Linked DNA regions of Homo sapiens: region 2 is linked to region 1. A link is a contact called in ENCODE Hi-C or POLR2A ChIA-PET data. All regions are on one chromosome and are shown on one strand. Each heading gives the region's core, a stretch centred on a gene start or an enhancer-like site at or near the end of the contact. The rest is flanking DNA. Distances are from core to core; before and after follow the strand shown. Region 1 overlaps ATP2B1 (ATPase plasma membrane Ca2+ transporting 1). Region 2 overlaps LOC107984543 (a long non-coding RNA gene).

Region 1 (4,275 bases), core at 864-3,363:
CTTAAGAACTGAGTAGGCCGACAGAGCAGCTGGTGTGACATTCAAGTGTTCATGTTGCCTTCTAGCTCCTGAACAGAAGGAAAAACACAGTTTTAATTTAGAAATCTCTTCTTTGACTATAGCTGAAAATTTCAACACCAGTGAGACTGGAAAATGATAGAACATTTGGTTCTCATATTTAACTGGAGATATAGTATGTTCTTATATTTGGTAAACTGCACAGGATTATATAAAATTAACTTTATTTTTTGAGCTTTTCAAAAGCTTATTTTACTAGGAAACTTACTGTAAAGATGAAAGGTTTCTAAAATGCCTAAATAGAACAATAGAATAGGAGAAAACAAAGTAGTTTATTTTCTGGGAGAGCAAAAGAAAGTAGGTACCTAAGATTCTCTGTTAAACTTTTAAAAATTTAATTTTTTTAGGTGTTTAAAGTAATTTAACATATGTTCAGAATGTATCAATATGAGTCTCCACATTTTTTGAATAAAAGAAATTATTTGCAGTGTTTATGTATATTTGTGTATTATAAGGCTTAAATGGAAAAATATTAGTATACTTGGTACTAAAAATCAAAACACACAAAAAAATCAACTCAAGTAATATTTTTAGAAAGTAGTCTGCTTTCAGTTATCCATGCACATCAAGAATAGCATAATAGGCCGGGTGTGGTGGCTCACGCCTGTACTCCCAGCACTTTGGGAGGCCGAGGCGGGCAGATCACGGAGTCAGGAGATCGAGACTATCCTGACCAACATGGTGAAACCCCATCTCTACTAAAAATACAAAAATTAGCTGGATATGGTGGTGCATGCCTGTAATCCCAGCTGAGGCATGAGAATCGCTTGAACCCAGGAGGCGGAGGTTGCAGTGAGCTGAGTGCACTGCACTCCAGCCTGGCAACAGAGCGAGACACTGTCTCAAAAAAAAAAAAAAAGAATAGCATAATAAAGAACCATAAGTAATTTGCTTATATTTGTTTGAGGAAACTTTTGGATCAAGGTGACAATCCAGCAGTTTGTTCCCTAGTCAAGGTTGAGGCTACACTTTCTGTCAGTAGTGGCTCTCCAGACCAGTAGCATTGGCATCACTGTTATCTGAGAAGTTGTTAGACAGTCTCATGAAGTGTTCGATCAACTGAGTGAGGCTCAGGAATCTGTGTTTTCACAGGTGATTGAGGTGATTCTGATGCATGCTGAAGTTTAAGAACCACTAATCTGTAGTGTGTTAACTTTTAAGTTTGTTCTGGTTTTGGTAAATTCAGAGGGATTGTTTTTGGTTTTGTAAGTATAACCTTGCAAAATTAGACCAACCTCCCAAGAGACAGCTATCATAAATGTTTGGGATAAGATGATACCAACTGACTTGACCGTAGACCAAAAATTTCTATAGTTCAAGATACCTGTGTTTGAGATCATTCACATTAAAATTTTATCATATACTCTGCTTAATTAAGTACTTTGTTGGCATGAATGAATAATCTGTACTGAAAATGACAGCTATCAAAAGCCAAAATAGTTATCTAACAGCCCCAGGGAGGGAGGTGAGTCACCTATTCTGCTTTGGGCTGGCATATTTCTTTATAGACTAAAGGGTGTGGGAAACAGGAGCTGTGCTTGGGCCTTTAGGATAAGAAAACCTGGGTGGTTTTTTCTTTTTTACACTTTCACTGAGCCAGACTGTTACATTGTGGTTTCATCATTTTAATTGAATTGTGGAATTCTGAAATATGAGAGAAACAAAATAAATAGGCCCTGTAAATGCACATGCAAATAAATTTTTATTATTATCAATAAACGAATCTCGTTTACTCTGACTAAAAACAGATGAAAGCAATTATAAAGGCTGCTGTGCCATCCAGCCCCTCCCTACTGACTGCTTTGACTTCTTCGAAAAAAAGGACAGTGGAAAGTGAAAACAAGCAGCTAGAGATGACAGTGTAGTGAGAATAAGAGTCAGACATCAGAGAAATGAAGGCAGAAGAACATTTCAATAGGGAGTGGTTAACAGTAGCAAAGGTTGCTAGTAGGTTAGATTAGGGCTAAATGTGTCCATTAGATTTAAGAACAGGATCAATGGTCACCTGGAAGAGTAGTTTCAACGCAGCATAAAAGAGGAAGCTAGATTGTCATGGGTTGATTTATGAGTGGGAGATAGTGTAGAAACAGCAAATTTTGGAGCAGATGTTAGTTAGATGTGGAGTTAAGTGTTTTTTTTACCAAATGGTATTTACTGGGTAAGATTGTATTCATTATTATTTAGACCTTGCCAACTTTATTACCATGTTGATTTGGCAGATTTTTATTTAGCATGGGTAACCCTAACAAATTATTTTTCAAATAAATGTATTGTTTCTTTCAGGCTGTATGAAATATTATAATTCAGTATTATTTCTTTGCATACCCTCAAGAATCTAAGACCCTGGTTAAAAAACTTTGCCATGTAGCAGGCGTGTAATTCCTTTTAAAATCTGAAATATCCTTTAACTTATTCTGTTGTCTAAAAGGATTTAAAGGAAAGCTATAATATATCTGGCATACCAAGATGGTTTGAAAACTCCTTGAAAGCTGTGACTTTCTCTTAACTCATCTAACACCTAACATATTCTTTTAAACAGTGTTAGGAAGTTTTGTTTAGCTCTGCTATTTAAATTGTGGTTGCTTCCATTGTAAAATCTGTTTTTCAAATTTATTTTAGCTTATGGTTCAAGAGTACCTACTATGTTCCAGACAGTGCTGGGGTTAAAAATGAATGGCACAGATTCTCCCATGAGTTACAGTTCACTGGGAAGGACAGAGAGGTAAACAAATCATTGCAGCTGTGTGATAAAGGCTATAATAGAAGAACAAATTAATGCCTTCCTTATTCTAATCTAGTTGTTTCCCACCCTGAGAGATTTGCTAAAGTGTTCATGCCAAGTTTATAACTGACAGCAGCTGTAACTTGCCCTTTAAAGTACTGTACTTAGTCTCTGCCTCTGGAAGAGTCTACTAGATAAGTAAGTTACTTAGGGGAGTAGGACTAATTTTAGTCAACACAGACACAGGGATGGTATTTAGGAATCCTTTGAGACTAATAAATCAGGCATTTTAGATAATGCTTATTTTCTGCTTTATCAGCTCTATAAAACTAAAATCCTTTGGTGAATTTACTCTTGTTTATATGTTATTCTTTACTCATCTAATATAAATTACTTTTCTAAACAAGCAGTATAGGTTTAATGATCTTTTATGTGAGTGTGTATGTTTTCTTTAAGCCCCTTAAGAAGTGAAAAATGTGACTTGAGTAAATTTAAATTTGAGTCATTCCTTGATTTCTTTAAAGCATTTTAATGAAATAATTTGAATGTACCAAAACTTTGTAGAATAAACTCTTTACCATTCTTAATCTTGTAGTATCTGTTTGATATGTATAATAATAGACCATCTGCTCTTTTCACTATGAGAGTGAGATATTACATGCAAGCACTTATATTTAAGTTTACAGTAAATTATCATGGTTGAAGGACTTCAGATTTTTAGGGTGTGAATCGGGTAAAAGGTTATTGTCTTTCTGCAGAAAGTGACTATGTAAGAAGGTTGAAAGATCATAGTCTTTTTGGAAGACTGAGTAATAATAAAACTCCAGTCTCGTGTTAAAAAAAAAAAAAAAGAAAGAAAGATCATAGTCTCTCTTGATAAGATATGGAGATCAAAGATGGATAAAGCATGGTTTGTTGCCTTTAAATAACTTTTCAGTGTAATGGGCCATAAATTTAGGCTCAATTATGTGGTATACTATCCAAACCTTCTATAGGACATTTGCAGTGCTAAGTTTCAGCTTGTCCACACTGATTGAGAATCACTGCTGATATCTAAGAGGACTGGGTGGGGTAGGGCTGGATTTTTAAACTCACGAGGTAGCTGTCACTGTCAATAAAATGCCAATAGCAACCACAGTGAGAAACAGCTATGTAGGCTAGCTCTCGCTCTTGGTGTAACTATGTCTGTGTGCAAAGGAAGTGGAATTGATTTTGTGTTACAGAAAAAAACACACACAAAGAAAAAAACACACAATGAAAATGGAGATCTCTTGAGTTCTTTTTTGAAAGCCCGTAGTCAAAAATTATTTTTTAGTTCTTTGTTAGTCAAATGGTGCATCTAATGGTCAGGGTGTCAGTACCAGTTTCGAAGTACAGTGCCAGTTATTTCCCTGATGGTAGTAGCCTCCTTAAAACTTGGATATTGTTTATCCTGCGATTTAAATTTCAGCTATTTACTCTCATTTTTAATGATT
Region 2 (4,275 bases), core at 572-3,071, 58 kb before region 1:
TATCTATCATGAAAAACTACATTAATTTCAACCTCACAAGAACCTTAGAAGTTTATCCTCATTTTATACAGGCAGGAACTAAAAAATCAGAGCAGTTAAGGAACTTGCCCAAGATCACACAGCTGATAAATTTCAGAAATGGAGTTGGAATCCTTATATCAAAGCTCAGGCTCTTTCTAACATTATGTTGCCTCCTTCTCAAAGCTAAGTTTCAGATTTATCTTTCTCATAATATTCTTTCCAATTAACTTGAATTCCTTCAGGATGAATTGATACAGCATGTATTACACTGTCACATTTTTATGTTTTTCTTTGGACTTCTCTCTCTTGCTGTTTCACTTGTCAGCACCACTAGATGTATATGTTCCCTAAGTCCAGACACTCTATGCTGTATCCTCTATTTCCTTGTATGTCCCCACAGCAAGAACCACTTTGGAAAAATAACAACTTTTTACCCTGGTTATGCTGGGGTATGATTACAGGGATCTTTCACTTTTTACACTATATATATCTGTATTGTTTGAATTATAAAAAAAACACACATACATACATACAGATAATTATCTATACCTAATATTTAAAAACTTAACGATAAATGTCCAATGCGAAAAAAAACAAAGAATATATACACATTTATATAATATACCTAGTTTTACCATTTGAATTCTTGGAGATTAAAAACAAAAGAGTTAAATGAGGGAGGCATCTTAGTATTTTTCTATTTATAATAGTAATGGAAAAGGTTCTAAAAATCTGGAAGAAATGTCTAAGACACAGAACTAAGAAAAATACGAGGATATTAAGTGCCCAACACTTCATTTTTAGAGACACAAAAAGGAATGATTAAGGATAATGAGAATTTATATCACTGTTGGAAAGTGATGCAAAATTTAAATGTAAACATGTATGCAAAGCAAGCATTAAAACAATATATAGGTTGGGCATGGTGGCTCACGCCTGTAATCCCAGCACTTTGGGAGGCCAAGGCAGGTGGATCATGAGGTCAAGAGATGGAGACCATCCTGGCCAATATGGTGAAACCCCGTCCCTACTAAAACTACAAAAATTAGCTGGGCAAGGTGGTGTGCACCTGTAGTCCAAGCTACTCGAGAGGCTGAGGCAGGAGAATCACTTGAACCTGGGAGATGGAGGTTGCAGTGAGCCCCGATTGCGTCTTAAAAAAATATATATATATGTAAGAAAATCAAAGAACTAAAAACATGATTTTTAGTTAGACTAGGGCCACCCTCCAAAACGTTAACACAAATACAGAAGTTATGTATTTATATCAGTAACAGCCCAAAGAGAACTTATTATGACCAAATCAAAATGATTAAATCTTCATTCTTTGTGATAGATTATTTAGGTAGAAGTGTTCTTGAAGTCCTATAAACAAGACTGTATTGGGAAAAGCAATTTTGCTTGGTAAACTTTGTGTTTGACAGTAGAGTGACTTTCTATAGCTTACATTGAAAGAAGGCATTTGAGAAATGTGTACTTTTTAAAAAACAAATTAGTTGAATAAAATAAGAAATGAAACCGATAATAGAAAAATACAGTCAACTCTTAATGCTGTGATTGTGATAAAGGATAGCCAAGCATTACAAATTGGCTAGAATTTGGAACTGGAAAAGCCAGAAATTCAGCAGAGTTGAGAATTTTGACAAGGTAAGGGAATCAGTCATCAGGACTTTTTCTTTTTTCAGAAACAGGCATAAACAAAGTTCAAGACGAGCCAGTGAGGTCAGAAACTAAGCAACAAGTAAGCAGAAGTGAGTATAAATAGATATGAGAAGTAAGTCTAATCATTGGGCCAGCAATTGGGCAAGCAAGAAGAATAAGAAGGTAGTTATTGGAGTTCAGGGCAAACAATGTGGACCTGGAGGATACCGGCTCCAAAAGAGGAAAGGAAGTAAATGGTCAGAACCCGGCAGGTGGTCGGGAACCAGGAAATTCACAATAGCCCGATGGGGAGAGTAAGTTGGACAACTTAATTCTGTGACAAGTTGTCTCCAGAAATTTCTCCATCATTACCATAAAGAAATGTCATGAAGAAATCAGCATTTGTAGGTCTTGAGAGTAGAAATAGGAAGGTGCATCTGACCAGACATAGCTCATTGCCAGGTTTTCATGGTGTTAATCATTCAGCAGTTTTATATATAAAATTTTAAAATTGATTCTCCCGCCCTGTCTCTACCTCAAGTACGTCCTTACCTGTCACATCAGCCCTCTTTCTGGAAAGCTACCTAAGCTGTGTTTCGTGTATCTGTGATCTGTAACTGCTTCATGTCTTCCAATTCACTCGTGTTTATTCCTACTCTGATTTCATTTGCCTACCTATTTGGTTAGGGCCTCAAGCTCAGCTCAATGAGGTATTTTTCTTGAACAACTGATTTCAACCATGAGCCAATGAATACTCCACACCTGTTCCTCAACAACATCTGAAGCAGAGCCTTTAACTTTCTGGGACCTTTGAACTCTTCTGGGAGTTTTTAGATGAGGCCAGCAAAGCCTTCTACTGCCTATCAATGAAATTTTAATCTACTACTGTTAAAATCTTAAATCTCTATCTGAGTAAAAGGTTCTCTCCCCCATCACTGTCTGTGTGTATTGAGGATTGGAGAGTGCTCACTCAGTATCTGCATTTTACTCCCCTCCCCTTTCCCTTCTGGAAGCTGTGGCTCTTCCAGTGTTGAGGGCACGGAGGGTGGAGAAGACAAGGGCAGTCCCTTTGCTTGGCTAGACTCTATCGAAATCCCCTCTGGCTGTCAATACTTTTTTTTTTTTTTTGAGACGGAGTCTCGCTCTGTCGCCCAGGCTGGAGTGCAGTGGCGGGATCTCGGCTCACTGCAAGCTCCGCCTCCCGGGTTCACGCCATTCTCCTGCCTCAGCCTCCCAAGTAGCTGGGACTACAGGCGCCCGCCACTACGCCCGGCTAATTTTTTGTATTTTTAGTAGAGACGGGGTTTCACCGTTTTAGCCGGGATGGTCTCGATCTCCTGACCTCGTGATCCGCCCGCCTCGGCCTCCCAAAGTGCTGGGATTACAGGCGTGAGCCACCGCGCCCGGCCTGTCAATACTTTTAATGTGGCAGGCAACCAAACACTGACTTTTTAGTGGGTCTATGTGGGAGTTTCTGGAAGAGCTCAGCAAGGCCTTGTACTGCTGTCTCCTATCATATGAGATAGGCTTCTTACCAACCTCTTGTTCCTCATTGTAACTCTCTTCTCTGGAGCTGCACCCTGTAGTCTCCTGATAGGTGCTCTCACCTGGCTGGCAGCTTCATTCCAAGCTGTCTTACAAGGAAACTTAAGCATCTATGCCAAGCCACATGGTGGGGACAAAAAGATGACTCTCCTTCCACTCTTCCTCTCACTCTGGCTCCCCTCTCCATTTCTCTTTACTCTCCTAAGTTAAAAACAGATATGTCAACACATCTGTGCCTATGCAGACATCCAACAGGGTACGCAGAAACTTCAAATGTTTATGAAAGGAGTGACTTTCTTGGGAACTCTGCTTTTTTTTTTTTTTTTTTTTTTTTGAGATGGAATTTTGCTCGTCGCCCAGGCTGGAATGCAGTGGCATGATCTTGGCTCACTGCAACCTCCACCTCCCAGGTTCACGTGATTCTTCTGCCTCAGCCTCCCAAGTAGCTGGGATTACAGGTATGCACCACTACGCCTGGCTGATTTTTTGTATTTTTAGTAGAGATGGGGTTTCGCCATGTTGGGCAGGCTGGTCTCAAACTCCTGACCTCAGGTGATCCACCCACCTCGGCCTCCCAAAGTGCTGGGATGGGAACTCTGCTCTTTTGGTTTGTGAGAAGTATGTTCCTAGTGTTTTTCTGAAAACGTTACATTCATCTTCACTCCTATGATATTTTACCTCAGTATACATTCTGGGAGAGTTATTGTATTAGTCCATTTTCACGCTGCTGATAAAGACATACCCAAGACTGGGCAATTTACAACACAAAGAGGTTTATTGGACTTACAGTTCCACATGGCTGGGGAGGCCTCACAATCATGGTGGAAGGCAAGGAGGAGCAAGTTAATCTTATGTGGATGGCGGCACTGAAAGAGAGGGCCTTTGCAGAGAAACTGCCGTTTTTTAAAACCATCAGATCTCATGAGACCCATTCACTATCACAACAACAGTACAGGAAAGACCTGCCCCCATGATTCAATTACCTCCTACAGGGTTCCTCCCAGGACATGTGGGAATTGCGGGAGTTACAATGCAAGATGAGATTTGGGTGGGGACACAGCCAAACCA

Evidence for each region. A loop is a pair of places that touch in the nucleus more often than their neighbours do. ChIA-PET counts read pairs that join two places held with the same protein, here RNA polymerase II (POLR2A). Pooled maps may share reads with other maps.
Region 2: a loop to region 1 is called in a pooled map, with 2.1 times the contacts of the local background. The contact joins two enhancer-like sites. A Hi-C loop is called at or near these places in 1 of 50 pooled maps. POLR2A ChIA-PET finds 5 or more read pairs at or near these places in 2 of 52 experiments (WTC11 and activated CD4-positive, alpha-beta T cell).

Annotation. Positions count from the first base shown.
Region 1 is chr12:89,661,514-89,665,788 of GRCh38, reverse strand. The region is part of intron 1 of ATP2B1 (ATPase plasma membrane Ca2+ transporting 1); the gene reads left to right. Among named protein-coding and RNA genes, the nearest start is that of ATP2B1, 45 kb to the left of the region's middle. RefSeq lists an enhancer at 4,015-4,064. Within about 2 kb of position 2,113, at least 3 of the 41 ENCODE cell types and tissues checked have a DNase peak (open chromatin) inside an H3K27ac peak, as active enhancers do.
Region 2 is chr12:89,719,302-89,723,576 of GRCh38, reverse strand. The region is part of intron 2 of LOC107984543 (a long non-coding RNA gene); the gene reads right to left. Among named protein-coding and RNA genes, the nearest start is that of ATP2B1-AS1, 12 kb to the right of the region's middle. Within about 2 kb of position 1,821, at least 3 of the 41 ENCODE cell types and tissues checked have a DNase peak (open chromatin) inside an H3K27ac peak, as active enhancers do.